Regions from separate parts of the Mus musculus genome. Here region 2 is linked to region 1. Evidence: chromatin contacts called from ENCODE Hi-C or POLR2A ChIA-PET data. All regions are on one chromosome and are shown on one strand. Each heading gives the region's core, a stretch centred on a gene start or an enhancer-like site at or near the end of the contact. The rest is flanking DNA. Distances are from core to core; before and after follow the strand shown.

Evidence for each region. A loop is a pair of places that touch in the nucleus more often than their neighbours do. ChIA-PET counts read pairs that join two places held with the same protein, here RNA polymerase II (POLR2A).
Region 2: a map of gastrocnemius shows a loop between it and region 1 (2.1-fold over the local background). The contact joins the enhancer-like site here to the promoter of E130006D01Rik in region 1. A Hi-C loop is called at or near these places in 2 of 37 maps with a recorded cell type or tissue (gastrocnemius and left cerebral cortex). POLR2A ChIA-PET finds 5 or more read pairs at or near these places in 3 of 5 experiments (Patski and embryonic stem cell).

Annotation. Positions count from the first base shown.
Region 1 is chr5:111,757,883-111,764,041 of GRCm38, forward strand. E130006D01Rik (RIKEN cDNA E130006D01 gene) reads right to left here and starts at 3,846. Exons shown (of 4, transcript NR_045834.1): 1 at 3,754-3,846.
Region 2 is chr5:111,797,286-111,803,444 of GRCm38, forward strand. Gm36535 (a long non-coding RNA gene) reads left to right here. Exons shown (of 2, transcript XR_003955955.1): 2 at 3,586-6,159. Among named protein-coding and RNA genes, the nearest start is that of Gm36535, 7.0 kb to the left of the region's middle. Within about 2 kb of position 2,411, at least 1 of the 3 ENCODE cell types and tissues checked has a DNase peak (open chromatin) inside an H3K27ac peak, as active enhancers do.

The sequences.
Region 1 (6,159 bases), core at 2,596-5,095:
AGGGTGTGGTCATCATAGAGATGTGTGTGTGTGTGGTCATCATAGAGATGGGTGGGTGCGGTCATCATAGAGATGGGTAGGTGTGCTCATCATAGCAGTGGGAGGCTGTGGTCATCATAGAGATGGGTGGGTGTGGTCCATCAGAGCAGAGTCATGCTATGATGCTGGAGGTGGGGGGCAGTTAGCCCACCATGTCTGTAGTCAGGAAGCAGATAAAGAAAATAATGACTAATACACAGCTCAAGTTCTCCTTCGTGTTCACTCTGGGACTGCCTCAGCCCCTGGAACAGTGCCATGCACATTCAGATAACTTCCCACCTCAGGCAACTAACTGATCTGGAGACTCACTTGTGGACACATCCAGAGGTGTGTCTCCTTGGTGACTCCAGATTCAGTCAAGTAGAAAGTAAGGGCAGACTATCATGTCTGCACTTCCATGCTCCTGGCTTTGGACTCAGCTACCAAGAGACCTCTCTCTATTGCAGAGAACTGAGGGTCCGTGATGTCACCACTGCCAGTGTTTCGACTTCTAATAGGAAAGAAAACCTTCTACTGTCTGCATGGTTCCCAGTTGGATGCAGGGTTACAGGTATCCAATCAGGGGTTGGCATAACATTGGAGAGACCCTTTGTTTTGTTGGTAGCCAAGAAATATTTGTTACAGGTTTATGGGAGCATTCTACTGTGTGACCTGAGGCAAGGGACTCAATCTCTCCGAGCTCAAATGCCCTCATCTGTAAAATGGAATGAGTATGAAGTTCCCCAGAGGTTCATGGTGGCATCCACCATGAGCTCTGTGTTCAATAAACAACAATACTACAAGTTCAAAAAGATTGCCAACTACCTAGCACTGTGCAGTTAAGGGTTTGCAAGGACCAACTCAGCACTTCTGGGGCCTCTAGAGGCCTTCATCTCATTTTGCAGACAAGACTGAAAAGCCAAGTTTATCTAAATAGAATGGGGATGGAATTATATTGTAGTCCAAGACTGGTCACCATCATACGGCCCCATGGTTTTCAGTTACTGATTCTCTAATGCTTTGATGTAATTTTACAAAGTCAGGTTTCAGACAATGTCCTCATTCTAAGAAAAAAAAAGTGTCTGCACCCCACTGCACATCCTATATGTCTGTGTAACATGTATGATTTACATTATATATGTCCATGAAACACCCATTGCTGCCTGCAGAGATCCACAGATACAGACACCATCTGCCCACATACTTCAGCTTCATGCTGGACACATAAACTCTGAGGGCCATCCTTATCACTCCTGAAGACACCCCATGGGACCACACAGAGGTCCTTTCTCTGCAGTGAGCCGGTGTCAGCTATGATTTGCTCCTGCAGTGGGTCATACACCAGCAAATCCACAGATGCCTGAGAGACAGGAGTGGTCACAACAGGAGCATGAGGCAGCGGGTCACACTGCATCCACAGCAGAGAAGGAGAGGGAAATAGTTCTCAGCTGAGTTCTCATCTTTACCAAGTCTGGGCCCGCAGCCCACAGGATGTGCCACCCATGATCAGGGTAGGTTTCCCCACCTCAGTCCAGTCCAGGTTCCTTCACAGAAATGATCAGGGCTCTGTTTCCATGGTGATGCTAAATCCCATCAAGCTGACAACCAGGACCAACCATCCCATCTAATACAAATTTGGTAAAGGCTCTTGTCACAGGGCTACAGGTAGCACTTGGCTAGAACCATCTCTGGGATGTGTGGAGACTGCCCACCACTATTCCTCAAGAAGTGGTCTATCACTGGGTTCTGTTTGTCTCACCTGGCTGGATATTCGGTTTTTACAATGTCTCTGCTGGCCACTAGCCAAGCTGTCCATATCTCTGCCATCAGCCTCCTCCCCTCCCCGGTGGCAGTGTCCCAAGGCCCCTTGGCACCCTCCCCTCCCTCTAGTTAAAGCCTTCCATGCAGAGCTCTGGGAGACACAGGGAGAAAGGGAGGATGGTGTGTACCACAGGATTCCCTTGAAGGCCATTTTCGGAGCCTCTGCATGCAAGGAAAGTATGGGAAGACAGAAAGGATCTCCCAGAAGGGATAATGTGGGAAGCAGAGGTGTCTTAACATTCATGTTTCATTCCTGAATTCAGTCCCAGAAACCCCATGGCATGTGTGCATCCACCAACACCACCCACACAAACACAAATGTATGTATGTATGTATGTATGTATGTATGTATGTATGTATGTATGTAATAAGGGTCAGTTTGGGTTGACTACCTGACGTCAGGCCCAGAAAGGGGTCAGATTTTCTAAGGATAAAATCATTTTTTTCATTCAACCAATGTTCGTGGGGAATACTATGGATATGCCAACCATTGTGTTGGCTGTTGGGGACAGAAAGTGACTGAATCCTGGCCTGTCCCCTGAAGATCCAATGCAATGAGGAAGGGTCATGGTAAATAAATAAATAAATAAAGAAAGAAAGAAAGAAAGAAAGAAAGAAAGAAAGAAATAATAAAAGGAAGCAGCAGAAGTTTGAAGAGAGCTAAATTTAACTAAAGGGCTTGAGACAATTCCCAGGATCACAATTGGCTTGAGCAGGTGTCTGCCAGGCATAAGGTACCATAGCAAGCATAACAGTATTTCTTTTCTCAGTGCCCAAGCAGACATTGCTAATCTGTTCCAGAGCACATGATCTCAATGTGGCTAGTATACTGAGCCAGGGAAGCAACGTGTAGGAAATGAGGCACCCCATTAGATTCTCCATGCTGCTTCCCATTGAATCTCTACCCCAAACATGTTTCTTACATGGCAGAGCTGAGGCCTCAGACTCAGACAGTCCTGTGTGAGGTCACAGCTATCTTAACTCCGGTTCAGTCTCCCTCTGCAGAACTGCTTGGCTGTTTCAGAGTATATAGTCTAATTCCACAATGTTATTTCCTGCTCCCTTGAGGATCAGCTACCTCCCACGCCCATGAATACAGGGTCTCGTAGAGCTTTTTCCCGGTAGCACCTCTTTCCTTTTGGCATCCTCTTAAGGCTTAGATGTCCATTGAGTGCTCTAGCATGGATTAGTCATGTCTGCCAGGATCAGGTAAAAAAAGCAGTGGTGTACCTGTTAATGGTCTTTCTAAGTCTGGGCTCATGAAGGCATTCCCTTTAACTCTGACTTTGTAGGACAAAAACAAAAAATTCCTCTCACCCTAAGGTGAGCTTTACTAACAGAGCAGAGGGGTTCTTATGACATGACATGTTTACCAAATGAGAGCCACCCTAGAGCTGAGCCTGGCGTCTCCTGGGTCTTTGATTTGCTCTGGATCCCCAGGGTCATTCTTAGCTGTGTGTCTGCCTGTTCCTGCAGCCGCTTCTTATACAAAGCAACTCCTGTCCCGATGAGGTGAGTGCCACAGCATCAGAAGGGCAGAAAGCCAAGAAAGTCTCAAGTCTCCTAGGAGCAGAGGCACAGATCAAACACAAAGCCATCCTGGCCCCTCCTACCACTCCTCTCACTGGTTCTTGGCTATTTTTCTGGAGGGGGCGGTCACCGATCCTTCCCCCCATATCCCAGACCTTCACACCTTAAATGACAAACCAGCGTGTATCAACCGCACCCCCCCTGAAAAAATTCCAGCAAGATATTAATAGATAAATAAAAATAGCTTCCTTGAGAAAGAGGAAGCCACTCAGCGAAATGATTCGTTTCTGTGCGTAAACTCATGAATAATCTTATGCGCAGTCCCCCCCCCCCCCAACACAACCCCCCAAGGAGCCAGCTTGGCTTTGGACTCCAGCTCCTCACCCTTGTCCCACGTTCCTTCTGGAAGGTCACCTCCAACCTCCTCCGCAGCCCAGAGCCCGGTGGCTCTCGTGCTAAGTCCTAATGTCCCCTCCCAGGACCACCCTTCCCTTTCAAGGAGACATTTCGTTTCTGGTGCTATGGAAACGCGTGGACATCTGAATGAAAGGCGGGGCTGCACTCGGGAATCACCAAGCAGGAAGGAGAGTCGATAAGATAATGGTGTGTGTGGGGGTGGGGTGGGGGTCTCCAGGCCTTGGCTTTGTGAACCAAACCAGCGACCAGCTTCTGGCTTCTTTGGTGTCACATTTTAGCCTACCAGCTGCCTCGGGAGCAAGATGATCCACTCTGCCTTTTTTTTTCTTCTTCTTCTTCTTCTTAAAAAAAAAAAAAAAATAAGATTTATTTTTTTATTTTCCCTCATGTGTTGAGGGAGGAAGCCCTGACAAGGAGGAGTGACAGCCCGCTAATTATTCCCTTACTGCCACTGCTGTTCTGGCTCTGGACGCGCTGCTCATTTCTCCCGGCTCCTCGCTGAATAATGCATGCGCCCCATCCGTATGCGGGCGGCGCCTCCCGGGACTGCAGTCTAACTAGCTGATAACTGATTCAGTTTGTAAGCAGGGCCGCTGGGAGTTGCAAGGAAAAGTAGCCAAGAACATATTCAACACTTCTCTCTGGTTCCTGGCGAACATCAAGGAGAGGCAGGCTGGCGTGTTGGTGGATGTGGGCGGGTGGTCCTGGGAGGGTACTTGACCCCACTCGAGAAGGACGGGCCTTGGCTCTGGCTGTGAGAGAGAGGGTGTGATCTCAGGGAGGCTATTAATGCTAAACACAGTTATGGTTAGTCAACATCTTAGTATAGACAGCTATGGTCTAAGGTTAGACTCTAAAAATGCATCCTTTTGTGGTAGAGTGATTCTCTTTACACAAACTACGACAGTTACAGAGTCTTAGGGACACTTATTTATCTAGCATCGTGGACTATGCCTGGCAGTCTGTCATAAGAACCCAGGAACAGCAATTCGTTGTACCAGCTAGCTACTATACTGCTACTACTACATGATAAGTGGTCTCCGCAGATCACTGGTCACAACAGCGCTTACTGCTCTTTTTGGTTTAGGGGTCTGGGGAGCCCAGGCTTGTGCTAAGTTCTGCAGTCCCTTCTGGGGCTCAGCTATAGGCTGCAGGCTGCAGGCTTCAGGTCTGAGTCAGACCTGTCCTGAGGTCTCATGGCAGGGCCTAGGCAAGAAGGGAGAGCTCGTGCGCCACAGAAATACAGACACACACTTCGGACCTCTGTCTTTGACGGCATGATGTCTACTAACAGTCCGGTTAGTAAAGCAAATTCCATAACCACATTCGTCAAAGAGGGGCTGGAAGGAAGGCCAGCACTGCCCACCAGCCTGGCCTCTTTGCAGATCTGCTACAGGGCACATAGCATCCCTTACTCATGCTGCTGCCCCTGGCATTACCAGGACATGCTGAGGTTCCTGCACTGTGTGGGGTAACCTGGAAGCACTGCTCAATTGTTGACCTGCTCCCAGCAAGCAGGTGGGTCCAGCCTTCTTTAGGAATTATGGGAACACTTAGCTCCTTGTCATCCAGTCTCTCTCTCTATCCAGGAGGTAATCGACAGGACTCCTGGGCTGGGGCAGCAGCAAAGCCTCCACTTCCTTCGCAAAGGGGCTGGAGACTGGGAAGCAGGCTGCCCCACTTCCTTGTTTCAAGGTTGAACTGTCTATTATCAGCTCCCCTTAGCTATTTAGGACCAACCCTTACCCAGAGTCAGTCTGGCTACAGGGCCAGGAGCAGAGAGAACTTGGTGTGGCCGCTCCGGCTGGATGTCGCGCAAGGAGACGGCTCCAGACGGAACAGCATAGAACGGAGTAGCTAGTCAAACGAATGCTTTGTGGATTAGAAGCATAGGCTTGAAGAGCCCAGTGGTGTGCACCATGCAGCGTTTAGTGTCTGTTTGCCCGGTACCCACAATGTGAGCTGCTGCTCTAAACCCTCTGCACAGTGGCCTGACACATCCACTGTGTTAGATGGGGTATTGGAACAGAATGAGGGATGAGTGAAGAGGAGATGCGTCCTTTCTCCAGGTGTGGGCTGTGATCCAGACAGCCGCCACACTGCATGTCTGACCTCCACAGACCACAGGCCCTGGAGTCGCACCACATTCATTTTAGGTCTTAGCAGGGTCATGTGGACAGAAGATCGGAGAACAGGGTTCAGTGCCTGGGCCCTCCTGAACCTGTACCTGGAAGTGGATGGCAGATCAATAGGTCATAAAGAATAGGAAGGAAATTCAGGCCCCAACACCTGCTGGCGATCTGGCACACAAATGTGCATCTGCAGGCCACCACCAGGCAGTGTCCACTCAAGGTTCCTATGGGGTGGGGGGGC
Region 2 (6,159 bases), core at 1,161-3,660, 38 kb after region 1:
GAATATCTCAGGTCAGGTCAGTGTGGCCTCTGGAGCTGGGGTTTGTAGCCTGATCCATCTCCCTAGAGGATCAGGATGCCTGTCCACTCCGTCCCTGGCTTTCTGCACTGAGTTCTCCCTGCACAGAGGCTTCTGCTGGCCTATACCTGGCTGCCTGGCAGAGGTTGGTGCTACTTAAGAGGCATCTGGAAGAGGAAGAGCTCTGTGACTGTTCTCTGTTAGCATGTAGAATTAAAAAAAACTAACCAACCAACTAATCAAACAAACAAAGCAAAAAAAAAAAAAAAAAAAAAAAAGTAAAAGCTTCAATCTACTGTAGGGCCAGAAACTGTAGGGCCGAAACTGCACAGTTTGGACAGCTAGGGTGTTGTCAAATGAGTCAGGACAGTTCTGTCTCAACCATCCCCAACCCAGACTCATCTCTTCACAAACTCCAAACAGGTTGTTATTTATTTATCTGTGTTTACATTAATTCATTATCCCATTCCTTTAAGTTGTTAATCCAGTTATCTATCTATCTATCTATCTATCTATCTATCTATCTATCCATCTATCTATATCCATCCATTCATCTATCCACCCACCCACCCATCCACTCACCCACCTATCCATCCATCCATCCATCCATCCATCCATCCATCCATCCACCCATTCATCTACCTATTCTATCTATCTATCTATCTATCTATCTATCTATCTATCCTATCCTATCCATCTATCTATATCCATCCATTCCATCTATCCACCCACCCACCCATCCACTCACCCACCTATCCATCCACCTATCCATCCACCCATCCATCCATCCATCCATCCATCTACCTATTCTATCTATCTATCTATCTATCTATCTATCTATCTATCTATCCATCCATCCACCCACCCACCCACCCACCCACCCATCCATCTATCGATCTATCTATAACCTGTCTACCCACCTATTACCTATTTATCATCTATTTATGTGTTTATCTGTTGATCATCTATGTGTTTATCAGTCGATCGTCTATCATCTATCTATCTATCTATCTATCTATCTATCTATCTATCTATCCATCCATCTATCTCTATCATCTACCTATGTATTTGCCTATCAATCTATCAACCTATCAATCATCTATCTATGTATCTATCAACATACCATCTATTTATCTAATCTATCATAATGTATCTATTTATCTATTATCTATCTATGAATCCCTCTATCAATCTGTCATCTATCTAATCTATCATCTATCTACCATCTCTTCACCTATTATCTAGCTATCTATCCATCTATCCATTTGTCTGTGTCCACTCATCCATCCATCCATCCATCCACTCCAGAACAAGCCTGTCCTGTCTTCTGGTTCCCAGGGAATCCTGCTGTGTGTTCTCACGTGGCTCACTGTTTCTCTGAACTCCAATTCTCTCAGTATAGGTGAAGCTTGGAAACACTTCTACACACCAGGGCAGCGTGAATGTCTGTTAAAGACTGGCCGATATGTTATATCTCTAGACAGATAGTGTGAGTCTAAGTCTGAATCAGTAGAGGAAGGGGACCAGGACTCTGCCTTGCACCCACAGAAGATTCCAAAGTTTCTTTCCTCCAACATAGTGGGTTCCTGGTTCTAGTGGCTTGGAAGGTGGTGGGGTATCCTCCCCATGATGGACACATTTATACTGTGCCTTCCCACCGACCCCGGGGCTTCCCCAGCGGGCGTCACCTCCTACTTACACCCATGGATGGTCCTTATGGGTCCTTATACTTTGTTCTTCTCCATGTCCCAGCACCAGCACTCTCAGGGATGGGCTAGCACAGGGATATTCAACTAGGCCCCCAGACTGGCCCCTCTGATCTAATCCAAACCAAACCAGGAGAGCAAAACCCTTAGAGGCTGCACAGCCACGGCAGAGCCCTCGTATGGAGCTGCAGGCCTTTGGCCAGGCGCTCTGCCTTCCTTGCCTCCGATCATTCTGAGCCCTGAGAATGCTCTAGAGATGCCTTGGCTGTGCAGAACCTTTTGTAAATTGTCTCATTCCTAAGAGCCCTTCCTTCCTCAAGAGAGGGAGACAGGGGGAGAAAGGCAGAGGGAGAGAAGTGAGAGAAGAAAAGGAAGGAAGGGGTTTTTATCTGCAGCTTGAGCCTCTCCTTAGGATCAGAGTTTTGTGCACTGTTTGAATAAGGTCCACAGTTGAAGGTCACTAGCCATGCCTCTCCTGTGATGAGAGCCTGGCTTGGGAACCCAGTTCTGGCCTGTAACTCAGAGAAACCAGCTTTAAAAGCACGAGTCCAGGGTGGGATGCCTCCAGAGTATTGGCTGGAGGGACCCACTCAGGGACCCTCTCTCGGCAGAGGCAGCCTAGAGGGAGGAGAAGAGCAACAAGCCAGAGAAAGAGGCCAGGCTGGGGCTGGGACAGAGAGTCCTGAATCCCATCTCCAGGTGACTCAGTGCCTGCTTTTGACCTTGGCATTGACCTCAAGAGCCTTCTGCCAGCCTAGGATGTGCGTAGGAAGGTCTCCACACCCAGCTTTGGCTGGCCGCCTTCGGGCCAGGTCACCCGAGGCCAGGCTTGCCTCATCTCGGATTCTTTTCCTTCTCCACGCTGCTCTGTCCTGGCTGCTTTGCTCACTGCAAGTCAGCACCCGTCTGCCTTGGACTGGGTCATATTACAACCACAGCCGGGGCCCGGGGACCCAACCACGGTGTGCCAGAGCAGGTGGCTCGCCTGGGACCCTGAAGTGCACACAGCAAGGTCCACGTTCCTGAGTTTTGTACAAAATCGTCCACAGACTTTAGAATCCACCAGGACGCAGGAGTCAAGACAGCTGGCCTAATGCGACTTGAGCAGAGAAGCCCAGCCCTGCTCAAGACAGCCAGCCACAGGAAGTGACTGAGCCCAGGGCCTAGGCCAAGAGCCTTGGCAGGCCAGCTCTGCAGCCTGGGGAGTCACTGGGCTCCTCAAGTTACAGGAGCTGTTGTCATGGATACCAGTGGTTTTATGGTCTAGCAAGTGGAAACACAGGACACCCAGTTCCATTTGAGCGTCAGATCAACAGTGTAAGTCAACCCCTGGCCGTGCTTGGGAGACACTGATCCTAAGGGTCATTCTTTTCTTTTCTGGATTCTCACATACCAGGGTCCCTGGTGTTTGACCCATCAAACGATGGCCTCATTATTCTTGAAGGAAACCCCTTGAATGGAAGCATCCTCTCCCCTGTGATGTGCAGAGTCCCCAGATGTCAGGAACTCAGAGATCATTTCTCCTAGACTGTGAATGTTAGGTACCCAATACAGATGTCAGCAGTGTCTGTGATGTTGATAACAATTAATAACACTTGACACGGATGTTAGTGCTCATTCGCAGAGCGTCCGCTGTGCTCCAGACACACCCTTTGCTCAACTCTGTCACGTCTTCACTCAGGGACCCTGCGCATGGTGGCTGCATCCTGTCATCATGAACCAGGTTGTTCACAGGGCTCATTCGAGATAGATGCTACAGAGTGTGTGTCCCCCAACTGCCATGGTGGGGCGCTGTGCTGAGTGGCTTGTGAGGGTCACCTCATAAAGTGTCGACTGTTCTGTACACGGAAGTTATTCCTAGGTCATCGGGAGGTCTCTACTTTGAAAGTGGGGAAACTGAGTCTCAAGCTCGGGGACATCAATAGTCAGGAAGCTCAGATCCACAGAGAGAAGCTGGCTTCTGCCCGAGTTCCATACTCCTCTAGGCTTCTCCATCGGCCACATGGTAAGTTGGATCGAGGGTAGACAAGCTGGAGCTGTGCATGTCCCCAGCTGTGCCTAAGGGACCCTACTTCCCCTGAGAACAAAGCTATCACCAAGCCTGTCTCTGCTGCAGTTCATGTCCCAGCTGTGGCTCAGGGTCCCCCAATTCCCCTGCTACAGTGCATGTCCCAGCTGTGCCTCAGGGACCCCATGTTCCCTGCTGCAGTGCATGTCCCTAGATGTGCCTCAGGGTCCCCATGTCCCCTGCTGCAGTGTGTGTCCCCAGCTGTGTCTCAGGGTTCCCCCAATTCTCCTGCTGTAGTACATGTTCCCAGCTGTGTCTCATGGACCCCAGTTCCTCTGAGAACAGCATTATCACCAAGCCTGTCTCAGATGGGGTTGAGGTTTCCTCTGCACACAATAAAGGCCCTGGGACAAATGCTTTCCAGCGCCGATGGCTGGTGCAGTAGTGAGGAAGCTTAAAGGGCAGGGCTCTAGAGAGCTTAGAATAGTTTGTTTTTTTTTTTCATTGCTGTGAAGAAATATCCTACAAGAGCCATCAGAAGGAGAAGGGTTTTATTCTGTCCCCGATTGAGGACATCATGCCCATCAGGAAAGACAAGGCATGAGAAAGCAGACCACACATGGCATCCACAGTCACAAATGCTGGTACTCAGTTCAATTTCTTCTTTGTATCCAGGCCTGGATCCTAGCCCAGGGATGGTGGTTTTCACATTTAGAGTGTATCTCCCATCTCAGTTAACCTAACCTTAGAAATTCCGTCACAGACAGGCCCAGAGGTCTGACTCCTAGGTGATGCTGGAGACTGTCCATTCAACAACATTACCATTTTGGGGGCTGGAGAGATGGCTCAGTGGTTAAGAGCACTGACTACTCTTCCGAAGGTCCTGAGTTCAAATCCCGACAACAACATGATGGCTCACAACCATCCGTAATGAGATCTGATGCCCTCTTCTGGGGTGTCTGTAGACAGCTACAGTGTACTTACATATAATAAACAAACAAACAAACAAATGTATCTTTTAAAACAAACAAAAACACCATTACCATTTTAACCAACAGAGAGGGTTCTGTGACTTCCAGAGCTCTGTGACCTTGAACACACTCCCCAGCCCCTTGGCCCCACATCTTCTATCTCTGGAATGGGAATGATGTCAGTCTATAGGAGTATCTGAAGTCACTGTTGGGGCAGAGCTACAGAGAAGGATCTGGTGTGGGTGGCTTCTTTTCAAGGTGAATTCAGGATGCTGGAATCCAGGGCAGTGAGCGGCAGGAAATAAAGACCTGGTCCCTATGTTCAGGAACAGATGACTATGGCAGACACGGGGAGCTTGGTCCTGCTGGGAACCCCAGGGAGCAGATCAGGGTCCACACTGGGCTGCTCTCAGCCAGGTGCATGGCACCAGATGGTCATTCCCTCTTCTCCAGTCTCCTTCTGAAATGATGCCTCACAGATTGGGTGTGTCTGACCCTGAGAACCAAAGGGAGTCCTGGACAACGAGAGTAGACAGAGGTGGATCTCAGAAGTCAAGTAGGCACAGATACAACCCTAGTCACAGCTACACACATCTCTTGAAAATCCCCCTCAAGTTGAAAAATACCCTACTACTAAAACACGAACAGTGACCATAGCTATATCTTGGCATCTTCAGGAATAAATGAATGGCAACCCAGGATGAAAACCTAGGGGCTTGATCTCACTCAGAGGCTTCAAGGCTAGTGCTATCTTGTGATGTCCAACTGCTCAGAGAAGTACCCCATCCCCCATATCTCCCTGTGCTCCAAGGAGGGAAAGCTTTCTGCATTCTAAGGGAAGCTTGAAACCCTGCAGAGACAGTGCGCACAAAGCATCCCCAGAGCTTCTGCGACAGACAAGCCCTGGGTTCTCTGATTTAATATCATTCTACACTGCGGAGAAATGTGGGGCGAGAGGCCAGTGGTGGGGGGGCATCCAGGCTAAATGGCTGAGTCAATAGTGTATCTATCACCCATGAGGAAGAAACAGAAATGCCATAGAGGGAATGGCCTTTGAGGGAACCTCCCAGTGTCTGGGGTTTTATCTGACTTGTCTCTTATGTCCCTAACTTAGCCATTAAAGGGTGCCTGTAATTCTATTTTTAAGACGAGGAAAGCAAAGACTCAAGAGAAAAACAACAACTTGCCCAGGGCCACATAACAAGGAACCGGCAAAGTCAGAATGAAGGACAGAGTCCATGCTAGCACTAAGAGAGAGGCTACCAGCTCTCTACAGCATGCCACTAGGCCTCAATACTCATGGGGTATGGGGGCCTCGCTGAGGTCACTTCATGGCCTAGTGTCCTTTTCCCCTGGCCTCAGGAGCCATGTGGCTTCAGTGGAGTACCTGGACTTGGTGCCTTCATCTGTAAGGCAAAGGCACATGGAGACCTTGTTTACTGGCACCCGTTGAAAG